2 separate regions of the Homo sapiens genome follow, and region 2 is linked to region 1. Evidence: read pairs that join two places in POLR2A ChIA-PET (ENCODE). Cell type or tissue: OCI-LY7. All regions are shown on one strand. Each heading gives the region's core, and the rest is flanking DNA. Links, peaks and the distances in the headings are about the cores only.

What was found. ChIA-PET counts read pairs that join two places held together with the same protein. Peaks named below come from ENCODE experiments on the same cell type or tissue, not always from the same donor. Only the 100,000 strongest peaks of a DNase experiment are listed, where the experiment ranks them.
Region 2: POLR2A ChIA-PET joins it to region 1 with 5 read pairs; 2 of 35 experiments call an interaction of 5 or more read pairs at or near these places.

Annotation. Positions count from the first base shown.
Region 1 is chr2:44,567,927-44,580,060 of GRCh38, forward strand. All of the region lies in intron 3 of CAMKMT (calmodulin-lysine N-methyltransferase), which reads left to right. Among named protein-coding and RNA genes, the nearest start is that of CAMKMT, 210 kb to the left of the region's middle. In OCI-LY7, for the core only: no CTCF peak of the experiment used is centred there; no DNase peak of the experiment used is centred there.
Region 2 is chr2:45,535,754-45,547,887 of GRCh38, forward strand. SRBD1 (S1 RNA binding domain 1) reads right to left here. Exons shown (of 21, transcript NM_018079.5): 13 at 11,769-11,859; 14 at 10,979-11,086. Among named protein-coding and RNA genes, the nearest start is that of SRBD1, 69 kb to the right of the region's middle. In OCI-LY7, for the core only: no CTCF peak of the experiment used is centred there; a DNase peak (open chromatin) is centred at 5,728.

The DNA of each region.
Region 1 (12,134 bases), core at 2,127-10,126:
ATGAGGTAAAATGCTACTCCTGTTCTTATTTACAAGTAAGTACTGGGGACCAAGGTTAATTGTTTACTTGCAGTTATGATAAGGGTCGCTCTTAGAGCTTATAATAAGGAGCTCTAACTTTGCCAGGGGCCAGGGTGGGGGTGGGTGATCAAAGCATGCAACCTTGAGGAAGTAACAGTTGAGCATAAATCTGAAGGATGCACTGGAGAGCGAGATGAAGGAGTAGGGCAAAGTGTTCTAAACAATGGGAAGAGCATAGGCAAAGTCCTGAAATGAGCAAAACGAGCAAAACAAGCTGAGCCTGAATTGAGCTTCCTCCAAATGGGACCCTACTTTCATCAGTGCATTTGCTTGGAAACTGTTACTCAAAAGTTTATGTGTGTTGTGTCTTTTGCCTTAGTCTATTACAAGAACTTACATAGGAGAGAAGCAAGATGTTTCCAGACCCTCCTGAATGAACATAATTTTTCAATCACAGTTGGTAGCTGTTGCTCTGAGCTTAGGGCAGAAATATGAGTATTCCTGCTCAGCAAACATCATGTCCATGCAGAGGTCACCCACAGCTCTGTGGTCCTGTGGAGAGCATTTTAATATGCCACTGACTGATGGCTGGACTGGATATGTCACATAAGCCTGACAGGTAGCAAGGAGATTGGTTTTAGAGGAACTGAAGGTCTAAAAAGGCCACCCTGGCTGAAGCAGGTCAGCATAACAGGAGAGGAAGGAGAAGGGGCCAGACTGTGGGTCCATGAGGGCACCTCATGGACATGGCAGGGGTTTTTGCCTTTATCCTAAAACCAATAGGAAGACATTGAAAGTACAAAGCTGGGGAAGTGACATGTGCAGCCCCTGCTTACAGAGGGCACAAAAGACTAAGGTTAGAATAGGGTGTGGGTTCTGAGAGGCCCTGTGGAGGCTAGTGCGGAAGCCCAGACCACAGAACAGGAACGAGGGAGATGGCAGTGGAAGAGAAGTGGAAGCATGCAAGCTACATTTCCAAGTTACAAGGGTCAAGTCTTGGCTTAGAAGCAATGGTGGTGGTTGAAATGTCAGTCTCTAGGGCAGTGTCAGAATTCCACCTGATGGCTCTGGCCATCACATCTCAGTTTCTGGATTGTTCGGGTTAATGCTAGACAGGTAGAGCCCCAAACTAAGTATGTGCTCTGAGAGACTCTGCCTCATGAATAAAAATCATGCTGTCCTGTGATTTTTATTCATGGAACAATTGTACCTAGAGACAACTCAATAGGAAAACTATTAATAACTGGTGATAATATCATCTCACTTCTTCAAAATAAATGTTTTTCATTTTCAAAAGTTCTAAGTTCAGTTACTTGCAATATTTCTGCTTACATGGTAAAGGTCTATAAATCAAGATGCAAATATCATCGGCTTCTTACAGGGTATTATACGAATGGCGATTTTCTAGGAGTTATTTCACTAAATTTGCATATGTAATCCAATGGAATATATTCATTGCAAATGATTCTGAAAATCATTTTCTTTTTTTATTTTAAAAATGAGTTTTTGTTTAATAACCTTACATTCCCAATCTGTGTACTGTTACTATTGTCATTCTCCTTCAGTAGTGCTGTGAAATCTCTTCCAACTCTCAGATTCCATGATTTTCCTTTGTCCCTGCCTCTCTTATTATCTTTCATTGCATCTCTTCTCTCAGTGTCCTGTCTTTCTCTCTTTGTGGAGGTAGTAGCTGGCATGATAGATGGAAGTTAGAATGCTGAGGAAGGGTAGTTATCAAGGGAAGCTTGGGCCCTAGTCATCGCCAATCCTCTTTCCTCTATTTCCTCTGTGCATTAGCTTCAAGTGCAGTCATTACTCATTTAGTCCTCAAATAAAATGCTCTTTGTTGCAATGACAATTTTTTTCTAGTATAAGGCAAAATGGCATATCAGTCTGATGATGTGGATTTTATAGCAACCGGCAGATTTTATTTGTGTAAGGAGTTTTTATAGTTGTTGGTTACCTTTTTTTTAAGTTGCCATTTGGATCAAGGAGGATTTTATTTCTTAACTAGGATTATTCCTTTATCGGATATTAACTTAGCCTTTTTTCTCTAAATACCAAATTCATAGAGATGCTACATAGTTAATTTTTTTCTTTGTAACTAGATTATCCCCATATCAGGTATTTCATAAAGCCAGGATAAATGTATTTAACAGAAAATATCCATCTTATAAGTAATGTTTCCCCCAAATACAATGAGGTCCATTTAAATGAATGTCTGAAATAAAAATAATCCTAATGATAGATCTAATGCACTTTGTATCAGACCCATTGAGTTTCTTTAAACTCTATTCAATAAATGCCTGATTAATAAATAATCCTGTTAAATGAATAAAACCCCAGTGTGCCAAACGGAGACATACAAAGCAATCATGATCAGACTTGTTATGGGAGAATGATAGATGAATAAATCTACTGTGCAATTAATTTATGACTGAACTATGATGAAATCCCAGTGGCAATACTAAATCTGTTAGAGGAATAGATTTATCATCTTCTTTCAAACAATTACATTCCAGGAACTTTACAAAAATACTATTATCTGAATCTTATCATAATAGAGATATCTGTTCATTTACATGGGGAAGAATTCCTTCTGTGCCGTCAGAGCTAAATTAGTGTTTATTATTTTTGATGCTAACCAAAACAGAAACAATATAGGACAGAAACTACTAATGTGGTTAGCTATTCTTATCTGCTTCTGTTTCTTCAAACTTGATTAAAATTGCCTAATTTTTAGACAGTTTTTTTGTTTGAATAATTTTACTTTTTAAAAGATGAAAAGCAAACGAATAAAAAACAGGTTATAGGCTATTTTGAAAGCAATCTGTGTTACTTCATAATGTGGTTACATGTAGGTTATGAAGGCACAAATTTGGGGACCATGTTTTAAGAAGATCATTGGGGATTGGTAGTATTTCAGGTTATTGTTACATATTTTAGCTTCAAAAGACAGTCGACTGTATTTTAGTGCTGTCGTTCTTTTAGACAGGCACTTATTGATACCAAAAAACACCACGAAAAGTAAAAAGGAAAACCCAAACCACAAGAAACATTTTGATTTAAAGGTTAGATAGTCTGAATTCATGAGAACTTAGATTCAGAGCATGGCAAGGTTAAAAGAAATTTTATTAGGATCAAGACACAAACCATGTTTAATGCAGTCTTTTTGTTTTGGGGGAACTAGAGCTGATATTTTAAATCTAGTCGTTTTTACCAATGTAAGGGAATTTAAGAGATAAAATTTGAATAGAAAGGTAAGATTTGTATAGTGATTACAAAGATGTGACCTTTAACAGAGGGTTTTGTTGTGTTTGTTTTCCACATAAAAGAATGAAGAATTTGTGAGGGTGAGGTAAAAGAGAAGGGGTCTCCTTAAAACTTGAGAGAAGGAAAGAATTTGTCCCATTGTAGCAATATTTGAAAACAGGTTTTATTAAGGTTTTAATATGTGTTGAAGTAAATAATTATGCAAATTGAACTAGAAACTTCTTAGTTTAAATCTAGTCTGCTATTTACAGTGTTAGTAGCTGGACATCATACTTTTTTAAATTAATGTAATATTGATAAATAGCAATCCTGTGTATTCTCTTATTTCTCAGACTTAATAACAAAGACTTTATAAATCCACATATGTAGTGGGTTTCAGTTGTTTGCACGTTATTCATGACCAATATTATGTACATAGCATTGTTCTAAGGCCTTCTTTGATCTGATCTTGGGTATAAAGAAACAAAAACAAGCCGGGTGAGGTGGCCTATGTTTGTAGTCCCGGGTGCCCTGGAGACTGAGGCAGGAGGATTGCATGAACTAGGGAGTTCGAGACCAGCCTGGTGGCAACACAGTGAGACCCTGTCTCTAAAAAATAAAAATTAAAAACTAAAAAAGAGACAAAACAAATAACAGTTATTACTTGCAGAGCTTATACTTGAGATGATATTAACATATGAAATAACAAATTCGAACACTGACACATCACTCATTTGTGAACTACCTTCATGAATTATTACCAAAAATCCTATTTTAAAATATTTTTTATCATGGTAAAACATATATAATCTTTTACGTATCTTAAGTATACAATTCAGTGGCACTAAGTATATTTATGTTGTTGTGCAACCATCACCACCATCCATCTCTAGAACTTTTTCATCTCCCCAGACTGAGACTGTACCCATTAAGCAGTAATTCTACAATCTCCCCTTCTCCCAGTCCCTGGCAGCCACCATTCTACTTTTGTCTCTGTGAATTTCTTTTTTAAAAAATTTAATTCTTTTGTAGAGACAGGTTCTCCCTGTGTTGCCCAGGCTGGTCTTAAACTCCTGGGCTCAAGCAATCTTCCCATCATGGCCTCCCAAAGTGCTGGGATTACAGGCGTGAGCTGCCATGCCTAGGCTCTATGAATTTCATATAAGACGAATCATACAGGGTTTGTCCTTTAGTGAATGACTTAATTCACTTGAGATAATGGCATCAAGATTCATCTGTGTTGTAACGTGTCAGAATTTCATTCCTTTTTGAGGCTGAATATTATTCTATTGCATGTATATATTAATACTATATTTTGTCAGTCCATTTATTCATTGATGGACATTTAGGTTATTTCCGTCTGTTGGCTGTTACGAGTAATGCTGCTGTGGACACAGGTGTACACATGTCTGTTGGAGTCCCTGCTTTAATTTTTTGGGGTCTATCTCTGGAAGTGGAATTGGCTGTTATGAGTAATGCTGCTATGTTGGCTCTTATGAGTAATGCTGCTGTGTTGGCTGTTATGAGTAACGCTGCTATGGACACAGGTGTACACATGTCTACTGGAGTCCCTGCTTTAATTTTTTGGGGTCTATCTCTGGAAGTGGAATTGCTGGATCATATGGTAATTTTATGTTTCATTATTTTTAGGAACCACCATAGTGTTTTCCACGGTGGCTACATCGTTTTACATTCCCACCAGCAGAGCACAAGGGTTCCAATTGTATCTCTTGTGGTTTTTGATTTGCATTTCCCTAATGATTAGGAATGTTAATCTTTTCATGTGCTGTTTGGCCGTCTATATCTTAGTAATAGTAATCTTTTCGTGTGCTGCTATTACTGTTAGTAATAGTAATCTTTTCATGTGCTGCTATTAGTAAAAGTAATCTTTTCATGTGCTGTTTGGCCGTCTATATCTTAGTAATAGTAATCTTTTCATGTGCTGCTATTACTGTTAGTAATAGTAATCTTTTCATATGCTGCTATTAGTAATAGTAATCTTTTCATGTGCTGTTTGGCCATCTGTATATTTTCTTTGGAGATATGTCTATCCAAGTTCTTTGTCCAGTTTTCAATCAGGTTTTTTGTTGTTGAGTTGTAGGAGTTCTTTATAATATTATGAGTAGTAATGTCTTGTTAGATATATGATTTGCAAATATTTTCTCCCTTCCTATAGGTTGCTTTTTCACTCTGTTTTTTTTTAGTGTATATTATCTTTTATTTACCTATGTAGTGACTTTAATCAGTGCTCATTATTTCTTTGTGTGGATTCCATTCATTCTGTTGATAATGTCTTCTGATGGACAAAAGTTTTTAATTTTGATGAAGTTTGATTTTTTAATTTTCTTACTGCCTGTGCTTTTGGTGTCATATATAGTTTTCATTTTGTAGTTTCCTTTAAGTCTTCTGGCTTTTGTGTTTTGTTAGGGAGGCCATCTACATCATAAGATTATAAAAATATTCTCTGAAATTTTCTTCAAATACTATTGTAATTTTTTTAAACATTTGGTTCTATAATCTCATCTGGAATTTAGTTTTGTGTATGATGTGAGGTAAAATTCCAAATTTATTTTTTCTATGTGGATATTCATTTGTTCAAACCAAATGTATTAGTTTATTTTTTCTTCACTGTTCTGAAATACAACCTCTACCATATACTGTATCCACATATGTAAGTATGTCTATTTCTGAATACTCTATTATGTCTCACTGATTTGTGAGTTTCTGCTTTAATTATTTTATAGTTATGTTTTGATTTCTGATAGGGCAGGTCCCTTCTGATTATTCTCTGTAAATTTTTTCTTGAGTGTTTTTATTTATTCTTCCAGATGAACGTTTGAATCTACATATTGGATTTTTAGAAATACAGTAGTATATTACAGTTTACCCAGGATTTGTTTTAATCAGGTTTGGTAAGACATGCAGACGTGGACATAATTATCATGAAGGAAATGTTTAGACTTATATATCCCTAGAAACGGCTATTATACAATGCCACTCAGAGCCACATGGGGAAGACCAAGATTGGGCAAGAGGCAGAACCAGGGAGCATGGCCCAGTGCCTTTATTGGGGTTTTCACAGGATCGAATGGGTGAGGTAGGGTAGGTATGTTGAATAAGTTTAGGATTGGAGAGTTTGAGTAATTTTGGTGGGCTCTGGGTTATAGCTGCGGCCCCTAATTATCTGATATCTAGCCCTAGGCAGATTTAGGCTGGCAGGAATATTGGCTTGGTGTGTGAGAGTTAGTTACAGGAGATGGTTGGGGATGTGTGGTCTGGATTGGTTGACTTAAATATCAAAGGTGCACTTGCAAAGAAATCCTTTGTCTTCTCTAGGAATTAGCTAGCCCTGAGAGGGGCAATCTAAGATGAAGACTCCAAAATGCCAGAGTATCAAGAATACAGGGGGAAAAAAAAGTCAAAACAAGCTATGATTTTTTTTTTTTGACTGAGGTTGCGTTGACTTATAGAGTAATTTGATAATGAAATGACATCATTACTACAGAGTGCTCCCATCTAGGAAAATGATATGTCTTATTAATTAATTAATTAATTAATTGAGATGGAGTCTAGCTCTGTCTGCCAGGCTAGAGTGCAGTGGCGCGGTCTCGGCTCACAGCAACCTCCATCTCCCAGGTTCAAGCAATTCTCCTGCCTCAGCCTTCCAAGTAGCTGGGACTACAGGCATGAGCCACCACGCCCAGCTAACTGGCTATTTTTTCGTTTTTGTATTTTTAGTAGAGACCAGGTTTTACCCTGTTGGCCACACTGGTCTCGAACTCCTGACCTCAAATGATCCACCCACCTTAGCCTCCCAAAGTGCTGGGATTACATTGTGAGCCACCATGCCTGGCCATGTTTCTCCTTTTATTTATTTTTTATTTTATTTTATTTTTTGAGACAGAGTCTCACTCTGTCACCCAGGCTGGGGTGCAGTGGCGCAATCTCGGCTCACTGCAACCTCCGTCTCCCGGTTTCAAGTGATTCTCCTGCCTCGGTCTCCTGAGTAGCTGGAATTACAGGCACATACCACCACTCTCGGCTAATTTTTGTATTTTTAGTAGAGATGGGGTTTTGTCATGTTGGCCAGGCTGATCTTGAACTCCCGACCTCAAGTCATCCTCCCACCTCGGTATCCCAAAATGCTGAGATTACAGGCATGAGCCACCACGCCCAGCCCTTCTCCATTTATTTAGATATTCTTTTATATTTTCAGTAACATTGCATATTTTTCTTCACATAGGTCTTGCCCATTGTTGTTATTCTTATAAATATTCCTAAGATTTTTATCGCTATTCTTTTTTTCTGTATGGCTTTACCAAACATGACACCCTTACAGATCTTGTTCAATATTCAATCATTCATTTATTTTCCCAGAAAATATTTGTTGCCAGGTGCATTGGCTCACGCCTGTAATCTCAGCACTATGGGAGACTGAGGTAGGTGGATCTCTTGAGCTCAGGAGTTTGATACCAGCCTTGGCAACATGGCGAAACCCCATCTCTCTACTAATAATGCAAAAATTAGCTTGGCATTAGTACCAGCTATTCAGGAGGCTGAGGTGGGAGGATTGCTTGAGCTTCGGAGGTCAAGACTGCAGTCAGCCATGTAACTGCACCACTACACTCCAGTCTCGGTGACGGTGAGACCCTGTCTCAAAAAAATTTAAAAAATTGTTAAGTGCTTGTAAAGTATGAGTGAGACTCTAAGGTAGCCACTAGGCAGTCCCCTTCCTAGTGACTTATTATATCCTGATCTGGGAAATGTTGAACATAGAGAGGGCACAGGTGGTGAAACTGGTCTCAGAGAAGTTGAGAAAACATGGGTTCAAGAACGCAGGTGGGAGGCTGGGTGCAGTGGCTCACGCCTGCAATCCCAGCACTTTGGGAGGCCGAGGTGGGCAGATCACCTGAGGTCAGGAGTTCGAGACCAGCCTGGCTAACATGGTGAAACCCCATTTCTATTAAAAATACAATAAATTAGCCAGGCGTGGTGGCACATGCCTGTAATCCCAGCTACTCAGGAGGCTGAGGCAGGAGAATTGCTTGAACCCAGGAAGCAGAGGTTGCAGTGAGCCGAGATTGCGTCATTGCACTCCAGCTTGGGCAACAAGAGTGAAACTCTGTCTAAAAAAAAAAAAAAAAAAAGAAAAGAAAAAGAAAGAACACAGGTGGGAGAAAGGAGAAACAGAAGCAAAGGAAGACACAGGGAATCTGAAGTAGAGTATAGAAGTTGTGAGACATAGTGTTCAGTAGCCTCAATATATTTCAATAACTTGGGAAGCAGTCATCTGCTAAAAATGAGAGGGCAGGGACAAGTCTTCCTGGTGGAGAATAATTTGTTGTAATAAAAGCAGCTTGTTAGATTACATGAGGGTCCAGCGTGAATGTGATCAGTGGTCAAAGTCAATGTGATTTTGTGACTTACACTGATAGCATTCAGCAACCACAGGAGTAGGTGAGGACAGTGTGGTTGGTGAGATTATTCAGGTCTGAGGAGTGGCATGTTAGGATTAGTGAGAGAAAGGTCAAAAATAAAAGTAAGTGTGCTGTGGAGGCTAGAGTGCTACCATTTGCTCAGAAATAGCCTCACTTGCACAGTTTTAAAAATGCAACTCAAAAGATAATTATTGACAATTAAATAGCCCCATGGCTTCAACACTAATCATAACAAAACAAAAATACTGCAAGGAATGTTCATTCATTCCATTTTTGTGGAAAGAATACCTGTGTTAGATGCTGGAACTGTTTTCAAGGAGCTCATTTCTAAAAAATTTACTTTCTTGGACCATTTATCCAAAGAAGAAATGCCGTTTCTTCAAAGATGTGTGTTTTTCAAATCTGCACTATCTTCTGTAAGCATTCTGGTTAAATAATTCCCCAGGATAGGAAAGTCACTTTGATGCTGGTTGTACAAGGGAAATGCCATGAATTCCCAGATGCTTTTAAAATACAGGTGGGTTATAAAGACAAAGGTGATGCAACTTGTTGAATGTCTCATTTTTAAATTATAACTTTCAAAGGAGTGAAGGACTTGCCATCCCAAAATATGTCAAACTGGCATATTAATTATTTTGAAAACATTGGAGAAATTGTAGTTTCAGAAAGGGGTAGCTGACCTGCATGCAGCAAGCCATAAAGCTTCTTCTGTGGCTCATGCCTGTAATCTCAGCACTTCGGGAGGCCAAGGCAGGAAGATCGTTTAAGTTTAGGCATTAGAGACCAGCCTAGGCAACATGATGAGACCCCATCTCTACAAAAAATATGGAAATTAGCCAGGTGTGGTAGTACATGCCTATAGTGGCAGCTACCTGGGAGGCTGAGATGGGAGGATCATCTGAGTCTGAGAGGTCCAGGCTGCAGTGATCTATGATCACACCACTGCACTCCAGCCTGAGAGACAGAGTGAGACCCTGTCTCAAAAAAAATGAAAGAAAGAAAGGACGGGGAGGGGGAGAGAGAGGGAGAGGGAGAGGGAGACAGAGAGGGAGAGGGAGACGGAGAGGGAGAGGGAGATGGAGAGGGAGAATATTCCTTTGGACGAGATCCTCCCTTTACTAGAGCCAGGAAATAGCTCTTATCAACCAGAGGCTGGGAACAGGGGGCTGCAGTGGACCCAATTAAATATATTTTCCAAAGTAACCCTTATCTTCTACTAGTTTTACACCCCGCTTGTATCTCCTAGTGACTCCCCTAGGAATTTATTGCCCGTAGACAGATCGCCTTTGTCCTATCATTTCTTCTTAAGTTTATTATTCTTCATCCAAAAAGTATAAAAGCATCTTGCTTTGGCCACTTCTTCAGACTTCACTCTCTTGTGAAGATCCCCATGTACATGTAAAACTAATAAAATGTGTATGCTTTTCTCTTGTAAATCTGCCTTGTGTCAATTTGGTTTCTAGATCCAGCTGAAGGGCCCACATGAGAGCTCAGGCGGGTTGGAGGTGATCTCTCATTACCTACACGTTATATAAATTCAGCATAGGAATAATGGTTGAGGGTAAATTAACATTGTTAAAAAGAATACACCGTAACATAAAGTACTTTAACATTTATAATATGAGACCATTTATTAAAGAAAATACCATTATATAATAATGAGGCTAATAATTTCATATGGAAATAATACTGTATTAATTCGATGTATTCATACTAACAGTGAACATGATATTTTAAATTTTGCTGTCACATAATTATGCTGCTGCTTTATGAAATGTTATACTGTCACCTAGAAAAACCCTTATTTGAGTGTAGATCTGCGATCTTCAGCCTCATATGGCAGGTTGTAATGTGTTACTGAGGTATTTTTAAGTGAAGAGGTGGGAAAAACTCCTGGCTGAGTCATAAAACTGAGGATTCTTTCTTTCCTAATCTGCCTGGAGCAAAGCTGTCTAGGCTAACACTGGCCTTTAGCAAAGAACTGAAACACTTTCCTAGTTCTACAAGGCAAATTGGGTAATGGGATGTGGTATTGGGTAATGGGATGTGGTGTTAAGTTTGGAATGAGGAGATATCTTAGGGTTGTGAGTCATGGTCCGTATTATTTTTAAGTTGTTGCTTAAAAATAAAAAAGCAACAAAAAGCAATCAAAGGGAAAGTGAGAGTTAGAAGAAGTTGAAGACCAAATAATTTTGTACTAGTCAGTAAATAGTAGTATTGTGACTACAAATGACTATTTGGTACAGGCATCTTAACTCCTCAGCTCTGTTAGCACTGATTAAAAGTGAAAAAGTTGATTCATTGTGTATTGGAATAAATAATGTCTCAAAGTTTACGCAGTGGTGGAAGTGAAACCAAAATACAAAGCTCCATTTGTGACTGAAGTTTGCTAACATTTCAAGAAGTAGGTTGAAGTGACAGTGGGTAATAGGAAAAGCAGACATATTTCTTTGCCATGAGATTTTATAGCTGTCATTGGCAGTGTGTTTTCTTAAACTGATATCAGCTACCATTTATACACTTAACAATTTCTGGTCAGATTAGGGCAGAAGGTTGTGGTACCCACATATATAAAATAGTATAATAATGTTCTATTTTTTTTTTGGAACAAATTTGTTACATGAAATGTCAGATGAGTCATTTTGCTCATGTCAGGTATTTAAAAGTAATGGAAAGATGCCAACATGGAAGCCCAGTAATTCATGCGCTGGTGTAATGGAGCAAATGAAATGCAAAGCTCTTGTACAGGTCCAATTTCAGCACCAAACGCTTACCTGTCAGTCAGCAAAATTGTCCCTGAATAAAAATGAACCCCATCTGAGAGGCAAAGCATTTTAATGTACATCACATTCTTTGACTCTATTGCGAGGTAGAAGCTGCATGGAAAGAAAGAGAATGCTGTTGAAAAAGACATTTAACAGCAACCTCTGAGCATGCTGAAAATCTCACTCGCATTACTGCCCACAAAAGGTTTTTGGTTTGCCCTTTCTCTCCTGAGCTATTGACAAACTCTTGAGCATTGCTGCCCTCCCCGGCTCTGTGTCTCTTATCTACATGGAAAGGCAGCTGATTTACTCCAGACAGTGAGAGATTTGGCCACTCAGGGATGTGGAGACCAAGTTTTAGACAGGTAACTTTATTGCTGCCTGGGTGCAGCTGGGGGATGTATTTATGGACGTGACAATTAAAAGTGTGTGTTGCACAAATCGAAAGTCAGACATACCCTTGTATAAATGATTATTGTGGTCCAAAGTGACTGCCATTTCTTTTGGAAAGCCTTTCATTTGGAATCAGTTCCCAGTTTTCTATATGAGCAAGCATCTTACAGAAATGAGGTGTCCTAGTTTTTTTTAGACCCAATTCCTGTGGTTTTTAAAAAGCAAATGGGAAAGTTAAGAATTTGTGTGCTTCAGTGCCCACGCA
Region 2 (12,134 bases), core at 1,804-9,803, 970 kb after region 1:
GAGAAGTTGAACAAGTCTACTCTTTTATCCACTGATTAGGATTATGATATTATCTAGAAGCAATGAGATTTCTTTTCTAACTCTCTTTACCCAAAGATAATCATTAAAAGACTTTTATGCTATACATGGGGGGAAGCAGGAAAAGGAGGGATTCAGTTCTTAAATTTTGGTCTTCCAGAACTATTTTTAACAGATCAGTAACTTCCCTCTTACACACATTCTTGGTTACTTACACTTCTTTCAGCTTTGTATATGTCCTTGTAAAATCCACACCTGGCAGGGAGTATGCAGTCAATACATACAAATTAATTTACTTTTAGTTCCTAATCTTTTTCTGGTTGCAAAGCCCCTGGAAGTCAATGTGCTCTACTGAGAACACAACAGAATATTTGCATATTATATAATATAATTAAACATATAAGAGCTAAATCAGATACTAGTTACTAGTAGACACCAACAAATTAAGAAAAATACATAAATGTAAGATAAATTGTTCCAAACTTGGTTTGGCAAAGAAACTTTCTTGTATGAATGACATAATTCATACAAGAAAGGTTCCTTTCTTTTTTTTCTTCTAGGGGAAAAAAACATACTTGATAGAATACTTAAGCAATTTTCTGACATACTCTAATAGGTAGAAGACTTGTTCTAGCAAACCAATCACCCAAACATTTTTATTTGTGTTTTTCTCTACTGGAATTATGTTCTCTTTTCCATAAAATTTTGTTACAAAGAGTGCATCTCTGAATTGGCCTATTAAAAACCTTTTGCCTTGAAATAAGATTATAATAAAGTTTTATCATGTGTTAATAACTAAAGTATTTGTAAAGTTTTCTTTGACATGAGGAATTTTAATTGAGATTGGGAAAATTCTATCCATTAATTTAACTTTTTTCCAAGGAATATGGTAAGGATCATGGCTCATTATTTTACTGGAAGAGTACATTTGTCCAGCTTACATATCCCAATGTGTTCTCAGAACCATTCCTCTATTTACTTCCCTTCAGAGGATCTTTTGCAATTGTATAAGGTAGTCTGAATTTTATTTCTAAAAGCTTTCTAACTTCTCAGTAAAGACTCTTGCGGGCCAATCTTCTCTCTTAACTTTGCATTTTTAAAGGCTGAAAACTGTAATTTCATAGAGCAATGTTCCTCAAACTTTTATGATCAACCATAAGAAACACATCACAACCCAGTACACATATATACATGTAACCAAAACAAATATTCATGAGACAATACTTAGCTTACTGCATGAAATGCCCTCTATTTCCTATTCTTTTCTATTTAACTTTTTAAAAATGCTGGTTAAGACGCACTAAATGGACTTCACATTTCACCAATGGGTTACAAGTTACAATCTGAAAAACATAGGCTCATACGACACAGAAAAATGAGGATAAAGAGAACATGAATCTGGATAGTATGGATAAAGGAGGACACAAATTCATCACACTTTACTTCAGCACTGGAGTCTTCTTAAAATGTGTCTCATATACCAAGAATATCGGTTATACCTATACTTACCTAAAAATTGTACTTCTTGTCACTATCGCCTTACCTTGCTTTTAATTCTTGATACAGAATTTTTCACCAACTGACATATATAAAAATACACACACTCTTATCTTTTTGTCTGTCTTCTCCATTGGAATGCAAACTTCAAGAGGGGTAGGGACTTTGCCTGTACTGCTTTCTTTCCCAGCACACAATACTGTGCCTGTAACATAGTCTTGGTTCTGAGGGATACTCTGCTGACTGGATGATCGAAACAGGAGTAATGGGATGTTTTTGTTCTAGCTAAAGCATCAAAGGCCTGTTTTGCCAACAATAGCAATCATTCATCTGTGTCCTATAAAATGGGTGTGTTTTGGGGGGAGGGACAAGAGTTAGACTTGAGAGAAAAAATTTCTTTGGGAAGATGATTGGGATGCTATGCCATTTTTCCTGCTCTCTCAACATTTCACATAGAAGAATATCTCATCCATCACATGCCAAGTGGAAGGCGCTTTACTGGGAACACTTCATGAGCTTCACATATGCTCCCAGAGTATGGAGTGCTAAACATGCCTTAGAAAAATGAAAAGGAAGAGCTACCTCTGACAGCACAGAAAAGTACAAGAGGAAGGCAAGGATGGGTAAGAAAGAGAATAGGTGCAAGCCTAAGGTATGAGAGAGAAAATTTAAAAGGGAGACAGCTGTGCTAAGGATAAGCTGTTGATACCCATTGGAGAGCAGGCAAGGAGGTATGAGCCAAATGGGCCTGCAGGAAGAAGTGTATGGTAGGCTTTCAACAGATTCTGTCCAAGAGGACTGAGCAGCGAAGTAACGCAGATGAGAATGGCTGGTCTGAAGCCCAGGGCGAGAGAAGGAAAGCCATAACCAGTCAACCAAAGAAGATATCAGCTACATCACAGCTTCCTTGCAAGGGAAATCTCAGAAAACAAAAATAGAAAAATTCTTCATAACACCCCATGAAAGGAAGCATCAGCAATTGTATTTGGGCCACCCAGAGGGCCTTACCCCAGAATGCAACTGGTCCCACTTCCTAAGACCATGCTCTTTTTTCCCATGCTACTCCACTCTGAGGACTAAACTTAGAGGGATCAGAAAATTCAGCTAGTGAGTTAGGGAAAATAAGAATAACAAAGAGGAAAAGAGAGAGGACACTAACTACATATCCCGATAAACTAACCTGCAAATCCCGATAGTGAAGTAGCATCTTCCAGAGTGAAAGAGGCCTGACATTTAATTGAACTTATCTCAAGTTTGGATCTCTGATTATTGCACTACAGAAGATATTTCAACTGCTGAAATGAGACTATGCTAATAACTAAGAGGGACTGAAAAGGCTATGAGACCTGTCCATTATTTCAGCCAGGAACGAACATGAGTTCATCCAAACATGAGTTGAATAAAGAGAGGAGGTAGTAAAGAAAAAGTTGTTCTCTTCTTGTACCTTACTGAGTCTATCTCATTCAATCTGACATTTATAGGTGATAAATATTTGTTGAATAAATGAATGCATAAGTAAAATAACTACAAGAAAATATATAAAAACATTAATATGATTCTCTGAGTAATGACAGTACCAATAATTTTTATTTTCCTCTGGGTATTTTTCTGGACTTCTCAAGATCTCCCTCTTAAGCATCCTTTAAAAAAAAAGAATATTAAATTGCCAGAGAATGAAGGCTATATCATGTACATGTTTCCACAGGCATAGATATCCTGAGGAAAGAACTAAAAGAAACAAGTAATTCTTAACTCAAGTGTAAATTTAGATGATTGAAAAGATCATTATCTATTTTTTTTTATGGTCTTACTTTGGTGTCGGAAAATAGCAAATTTTACATTTAAAGAAAATTTAAAATACAAAACCAATATGAGAAATGAGCTACCTGGATTCATCTTTCACTGAAAACAACTAAAAGACCTATCTTCTTAAAGAGATCTATGAGTTGGCAAGAAAGAAATTTTTTTGCTAAAAAAAAAAAATGAAGTATATGTGGGAACCTTGATTTCTGAAGCTGACTTTCAGCTGAGGGCATCTGCTGAACCAAGTGCATTTTATTTTCAAGTTTCATGGCCTCACAGAGCTTCACAGAACCAGAAGAATAAAATAGAAAACCCAGGATCCACCTAAGATATAGATGTTAACAAAAGATCCCCCACCTACTCTCACATATGTAAAGCTAGGACTCCAGAGTTAGGTTAAACCCTCAGTGTAAGAATAAAACAGAACTATAACTCACTATACTCTACCCCCAGGAGATCACAATGAAAATGGACTATCTCAAACTCAGTCACGGGCTGATGTAGCGGGGAACTACTGATGAGAATATGGAACTATAAGCCATCTGTCTGGTCTGCAGCCTAAATTCACACTACCTGGGTGGTCAGAAAAAAACTCAAGCCGAGAATTTAATTTAAGTGATCCCAAACTGGTAGTATCTAAGGGAGTGTAGCAGAAGCAAATGCAAATCCTCTTTGAAGCAACTTACCATCAGTCCAGGCCTAAATGAATTCCCACAAAGTTCCACCAAAATAAAAAGCTTACCTTAAGAACTGAACAAAAAAGGAAAGAAAGCATCACAAAGCAGAACCAGCAATTACAGCATATAGCAGAAATAAAATTACAAGGATTCTAGAATTATTACACAGATTGTAAAATGCAAAATTTAACATGGTTTAAAAAAAGACAGGCTTGAAAATATAGCCAGGAAAAAAGTGACAGAATCATCAAGCAGATTTGAAAAACACAGAACTTCTAGATGAAAAATAAAACTGAAATTAAAAATTGAATGGGCCAGGCATGGTGGCTCACGCCTGTAACCCCAGCACTTTGGGAGGCCATGGCAGGCGGATCATGAGGTCAGGAGTTCAAGACCAGCCTGACCAACACAGTGAAACCCTGTCTCTACTAAAAATACAAAAATTAGCTGGGCATGGTGGCAGGCGCCTGTAATCCCAGCTACTCAGGAGGCTGAGGCAGGAGAATCACTTGAACCCAGGAGGCAGAGGCTGCAGTGAGCTGAGATTGTGCTGCTGCACTCCAGCCTGGGCGACAGAGAGAGAGTCCATCTTAAAAAAAAAAAAAAAAAATTAAATGAGTGGATGTCAATTCTCCAAAAATTAAATTACAGACTTAATGAGTTAAAACTATAAAACTTCTAGTACAAAACAGAAGAAAATCACAGTAACCTTGATTTTGCCAAAATTTCCAGAATAGAAAACAAAAAGCAAAAACTATACCAAAAAATTGATAAATTGGACTTTCTCAAAACTAAAATTTTTGCCATTCAAAAGATCCTGTTTAAAAAAAAGTGAAAAGTCACAGACTGGGAAAAAATGTTTATGAAACATATACCTGACAAAGGGCTTAATTCAGAATAAATAAAAATACTCTTATTCAATAATCACAAGGAAAACAATCCATTTTTTTAAATGCAAAGATTTGAACAGATACCTCACTAAAGAAGATACATGGATGGCAAATAAGCAAATGAAGATGCTCATGATCATTAATCACTAGGAAAATGCAGATTAAAACCACAATGAGATATCACTACATATCCACTAGGGCAGCTAAATTTAAAAGGCTGACCATACCAAGCACTGACCATAACTTCATAATTCCATTGAGGATACAGAGAAACTAGTGTTACGGAATCCTTAGGGTGTCACTTTTCCAGCCAGACACCTCTGTGGCCAGTGGTGCCTTTGTCCGAGTTTTGCTCAGGCCCCCTGGGCTCGTTCCACTCACTCAAGCTGGCAGGCTGTGCTTGGCTGGTGCTACTGGCCCAGATCTCACCCTGCCAAGGGTGAGCCAGGCGTAGTGCGGTGAGCGGTGTGTGAGTGAGCACAGGGTCCGGCCACTGTGCAGAGCTAGGCGTGCCAGCTGTGGCAGGGCAGGTGGTGCCATGCAAGGCTGTGGCTGGACCAGATATATCACATGCAACTACCACTGCAGACACCCACATCTGGACGAGGGGAACACAGTGGTTCCTGGAAGGTGGGAGATGCCAGGAACCAGAGAGTCCCAAAGAGGGTGCCATAGCCCTGGCTTAGGGAGCACCTAGGTCTGGGCTCCCCAAAGGGCTGCAGCTCTTTTCTCCTTCTCAAGGTCTGCAGCATGGCAGGCAGGAGGGCATGTTTCAGCCCTGTTTGTGTTACAGCTGTTTCAGATCCACCATTTGGTGGAACCAGAGTTCTTGTCCCATGTCCAAGAAGAATGAGGTATGTGGACAACTGGAGGGTGAGCAAGGCAGAGAGGAACTTCACTGAGTGACAGAACAGCTCTCAGAAGACCCAAAGCGGGCAGCTCCTTTCCGCAGGCAGGTTGTCCCAATGAGTGTCTAGCTCTCAGCAGAGAGGAGACCCACAGTGGGTAGCCCCTTTCTGCAGGCAGGTTATCCCAATGAGTGTCCAGCTCCCAGTGGAGAGGAGATGGGCAGTGGGTAGCCCCATTCTGCAGACAGGTCTCCTGACAAGTGTCCAGCTCTCAGCAGAGAGCAGACCCAAAGTGGGTGGCTCCTTCCCATAGCTGGTAGTCCCAACATTTGTGTCAGTCTGGCTGAGTCCAGGGTTTTTATGGGCTCAGAAGGGAGGAATGCATGCTGATTGGTCCATGGGCAGCCATGGGCATGTCTGGAAAAAGTACCATAAGTTCACACTCCCGGCCACAGACTCCACCCAGAACTGGCAACCTGGCCTCCAGACTTCACGTAGGCCCTGGCTTGGAGGTGGGGGTTTCACTGAGACCTGCCCCTTGCTGCACAGGAATGTCTGCCTCCCACCATCAGCATGCATCCATGGTGCATGGGCTGTTTGTGCCAGGGGACACCTGTAGGCCTGTGCCAAGCTGCCCTTAGCCATCACCCCACCCCAGCCTCACTCCTGTGTTGGTTGGTGCCCAAAATCCTGAACAGGCTGAGGCAGCAGGGGCTGGTGTCAGCACTGCCTCGAGTGCAGGCACACCTGTCCAGGTCGCAACAGTGCCTAGGCTCGGCCACAACTTTGCTCTGTTCTGGAGCGGGTGCTGGGAGCAGGGAGAGGCCAGGGAGGTGGAGCAGGTACTTCCGAGCCTGCAGGGGAAGGGGCATCGCAGGCCCCTGAGAGTGCAGGGATGCCCAGGTCCAGAGCTGTAGCTGGGCAGCTGCAACTGCGCCCAGGAGCATGGGGCTCCTCTGCCCCACTAACCTGGTAGGAGGTGGGGCTCCCATCACCTGTGGAGCATGCAACCCAAGCCACAACTCCCCTGCTGCAGCCAGTGTCTTCCCAGCAGCTGCTCCAGATGGGCTGCCACTGCCACCACTAGAATTCTGATACATTGTTGGTGGGAAAGTAAGATGGTACAACCATCTTGGGAAAAAGCTTGACAGTTTCTTAAGTTAAACATGTACCGTATACCATATACCACACAACACAGACTTTCCACACCTAGCTATTTACCTAAGAGAAATGACAGCATATATCCATACAGACTTGTAAATGAATGCTCATGCTGCTTTATTGGTAGTAGCAAAAAACTAGCAACAACTCGAATATCCATCAACAGGTGATTGAATAAACTAATTGTGATACAGCCAAACAATGAATACTGTTCAGGAATAAAAAGAACCACTGGTTTCTGCAGCAACAAGGATGAAATCTCAAAATAATCATGCTCCATGAAAGAAGCCAATAAAAGATTATACACTGTATGATTTCATTATGTATAAATCTAAAAAACACAAACTAATGTATAACTACAAAAGCAAAATGAGTGCCTACCATATGTCAAAAGATTGAAAACTGCAAACCATTCTAGCATATACTTTAAACAAATGACCCATAAAACTGTAGAATTTTTCACGAACATTTTCAACTTTCATTTTTTCATGAACATTTCAACTTCAACTATCACAATTCAGTATGTGATAACTGAGACTCAGCATGGTTACATTCTGCAACTTAACTCCAGTTTAACTTTTTGCTCCTTTGGTAATTAGAATTTGCACCTTTGGATGACTTGCCCCCTAATATGTGTAAGTATCATGATTCGTAAGGTATTTTAAGGGTAGGGAGAGAAATGAATGAGAGAAAAGACAGATGAATGGGTCAGGTTTCCTGGGGTTTATGAATTAGGATATATATCATGGCATTTGTTAACCTATGGCAGCATGTCAGGGCAAAGAGTGTTGGAAGGAACAGATAAGAGGAAATGTGCTGGTAGATATGGCTGGAAAAGGTTTTTCAGGATGAGTGGCTGACAAGATTATAGATTAACCTATCAGATTATCTGTTCAGAAGGTATTAAAAATGGCTGCCAGAGAAAGACTGGAGATTTCAATTTCAGTGTAACTTCAAAGTGTAAGATGAGAAAACATGGTTTTCTCAAACAGGCACTTTGAATTGGCAAAATGATAATAAAATGAAATTAAACAGCTGATTTTTCTAAAGCACTTGCTATAAATTCCAATTAGATATCTGCATCATTTAAAAACTTCAAAAGCACATATTAGCAAACAAATGCAAAAAGTACATTAAAAGACTAATACAGTGTAAGTAGAGTTAAATCAGAACTGCAAAAATGGTTCAACTGTAGAAAATAGCTACCATAATTAACCACACGGGTAGATTTTAAAACCCAAATAATTATAGCAGAAAGGAGAAAACAGACTATAGGAGAAAGACTACCATCCAAAGCAAGTCTTAAATTGCAACAAAATGGGGCTCTTCTGAAAGAAAATGCCTAATAGAGACTATATTCATAAAAGTGCAAAGAAGGCACCAAAGATCCTGGCTAATACGGTGAAAACCCATCTCTACTAAAAACTATAAAAAAATTAGCCAGGCATGGTGGCGGGCACCTGTAGTCCCAGCTACTCGGGAGGTTGAGGCAGGAGAATGGCATGAACCTGGGAGGTGGAGCTTGCAATGAACCAAGATCGCGCCACTGCACTCCCGCCTGGGTAACAAAGCAAGACTCCGGCTCAAAAAAAAAAAAAAAAAAAAAATTTATATTAATGGGGTCTCCCTAAACTCAAAGATTAGCCCACACTTAACATATTTACTACAAATAGCCTTAAAAATAGGAGATACATAACACATTCCATTTTAAATCTTCACAGTGGTCAATGGTGCTAACAGGTAAGTAACATTTCCAAAGATGAAGATGCTAAAGCTAAAAGAGGATTAAAACTATATGGCTAATCAGAGGCAGTAGGTGGCAGGCCTGAACCTAGGTCGTCTCTATAGCCCACATACTTCACTTCATACCACAGCACCTATGGTGAGGCTCAACTAAAATGGCATCTAATTCATATCCATTAATAAGACTGAACATCTCATGATACCACAATACATAGATTTTACACAAGTACGATAGACATTATTACTATCCAAAGTGGTAGATTTTACTATCATCCCTATTGCATCAAGGTGAAAATAAACTTTATGTAAGTTTATTAATTTGCATAAGAAAATACTGCATCTAATTTCACAGCACTTTTAAAGACATATAATTTATATTTATAATAAAAGTACGTATATAAACAAATACAAACACACTCATAAAAAAACATATTGTTTATTAAACCCTTAGTGTTTTAATTTATGTTATCTCACTTTTAATACTGTTAAAAAACCTGTAAGGTAGGTATTCTTTTCCCCATTTTAAAAATGAAGGAAAGTGAAGCTAAGAAAGGCTAAGTAACTCTTCAAAACCTACATAACTAGTAAATGATTAAAACAAAAGATGAGGCCGGGCGCGGTGGCTCATGCCTGTAATCGCAGCACTTTGGGAGGCTGAGGCAGGCGGATCACGAGGTTAAGAGATCAAGATCATCCTGGCTAACACGGTGAAACTCCATCTCTACTAAAAATACAAAAAATTAGCCGGGTGTGGTGGCGGGTGCCTGCAGTTCCAGCTACTCGGGAGGCTGAGGCAGGAGAGTGGCATGAACCTGGGACACAGAGCTTGCAGTGAGCCAAGATTGTGCCACTGCACTCCAGCCTGGGTGACAGAGCGAGACTCTGTCTCAATTAAAAAAAAAAAAAAAAAAAAAAAAAAAAAAAACAGATGAACCCAGATTTGTCTGACCCCACAGTTCATCCTTTCCTTTCTAATAGTACATACTGCCTAAAGTTCAATAAAGGGATATTCTATAAGCAAATGAAGAAAAAACTGAAGACATCTTCACTACTTAATATTTTTTATGATTTGAAAGTTGTACTTATAACCACTACAAATGTATGCAAGATATTTACATGAAATTAATGTGAACAAGTTAAAAAAAAATCAGAGAAGGTACCTGAAATAAACTGAACCAGCTACATCAGTGCTTGTGTTAGTTTCTCAAAAGGACTGGGTGCACGTTTGCAGTTCCCAGAATAGGGAAGATCCACCGTATTTCCCAGGCCAACTTAAATTACAACCAGAGAAAGAGGGAAAAATTCTGCAGTGGATGTTTCAATCTGTTTCCTTCTTGAATCATGATCCCATGGCACCTATCGGTTTGTTCCTCACCTTCTCTTACTCCCCTTGTTACCCTGAGTTTGTTTTTCTGACTGACTCTGACTACACTCTTGGCACTCTTGACTATAATAACTGCCTGGCCTTTACCTTTTGGCCTACCTACACAAATCCTAGAATTCTTCCTGTGTTAGGTTTTACTTTCTGTTACTTTGTTGATCCTGTCAGTCACCTGCTCATCAGTCAACCATTCTTTTAGTTATTAGTTTTCTCACTAGCAGTGGGAGATAGCTCTTGATCACTTTCTGTTAAATATCAGCCATTATAACTACTCTCTCTCCTAGAATTAAATCCTTTAGGACTTAATATTCTACTATAGTTTGGAAAAGGAAGACATGACTATTGAGATCCAAAGAGGAAGTAGGGAAACAATGGTGAAAGAAAGCAGAACTACTACAAATGCAGGGGCAAGACTAGAGAAATTGGGTCTTTCTAATCCAAAGCTATTCACAAGTTATCTGTATGCCTATATGAAATAAAAGTTTGTGACCAAGGGATAAATGAGGAAAGAATACTGGAAATACTTTTTAATTCATAATACTTACCTTGGCTCTCAGTTCTGAAGGGTAATGATTCATAGGCTTCAAAGCTTTGGGAGAAAAAGGCTAAGTTATTCACAGTCTACTAGCTGCTAGCCTGGTACATCATTCTACTTATTATTCAATAGTTAACTAGAACCCTCACACAATGTATAGCCTAGAAAATCCAATGAAACTGAGCCCTAACGTGCTGCTTCTGTAAGAGGTTTCTGGACTCTGTCCTGCTCTAATCATTCCTGTCTCAAATTTCTCCAAGAGTCAGACACTTTACATTATCCTGCAAAGTTCTCATGAACACCAAGAGGTGGTCTGGAGGGCAAAGAAGATGTACATCTTAAAAAGAGAAGGGAGGATTCATCACAAAAGCAACTTTAAAGTTCCCATGCTTCTCCAAGAAAAGAGATATATGTAATAGCCTTACCAGTAAACAACATCCAGTGGTGCAAAATAATTCTTCATTATCAGGTCAGCAAAGTAAGCTTCTGTTTCCCTGCAGGCAGTTCCATTTCCAATCACTACTGTGCTGCAGCTTCAAGGCAGAAACAGAATGACAAACTGAATTTCAAGGCATGCTTTGAAATCAGCTGGAGAAAATGTACAGAATGCACAAATACTATTATATGATTCTCTTATTCTCTCATATATACAAGCAACCTGTCCACTGTTGCATAAGGAAAACACAGACTTATATGGAATAAAAGACACTGCCCTGCATTTGGTATAGGAGGCAGCAGAGAAGTATTTTACTGTCACACTATCTCAAAAAAGTCAGCTTTCTTCCCATCAAGAAGGAACCAAAATCAGAGATAAGTCAACTCTGGAGCATTCTAAGCCATCTAAGCCGTAATAAAGATATTATGATTAAATTATATAATATATTGTCAATTTCTGAAACTTCTAACTATAACCACATCTATTCCTCAGATGGAAAGAAGGCAGGGAGAGAGGGAGAAAATTGGAACAGAAGAATGAACTGCTCACATCTGCCCATATTACCTCCTTTATTTGTAATGGTGGCAAAGGAAGGGAGCAGCGTTTCTCAAGTCTCCACATGCAGAGTTCTCCAGCAATTTGCCCCAGAACTGTTTTATATGGTTTATTGTCTCTCACAAAGGCACCTCCCTTAATCCCTCCCTCCAAATTAGGGGCTTCAAAGGTATCTCTGGTTGACTGAGCCACTGATATATTCAAAAGATTACTTATTTTCATACTTGAAATTCAGCAAAAGTGTCTTTATTTTCTCCGCCTCTCGGAAGCCTTGTCCACAATGCAAGTAAACCACATCAGTATGAAGTATCTGACCTTTAAAAAATGAAAAGAATAAGCCATTTTATAAGAAATTACAAAGTGAAACACATGAATGATTTTGTTAAGCAAGTTGTAACAGAAAAGGAGACTGGCTTGTTTTTTATAATGAAGTCTGAACTATTCATATTCACTAAATCAGATTCTTCCTAACCTCTCTGAAGTATTGCTCTTTCCAATTTCACAGGATTCTGTTTGCTACACAAAACTACTATTAATTGGAGAATATGCTAGGATACCTAAAAGAAAAATGGTTTTCACTAACATCTAAC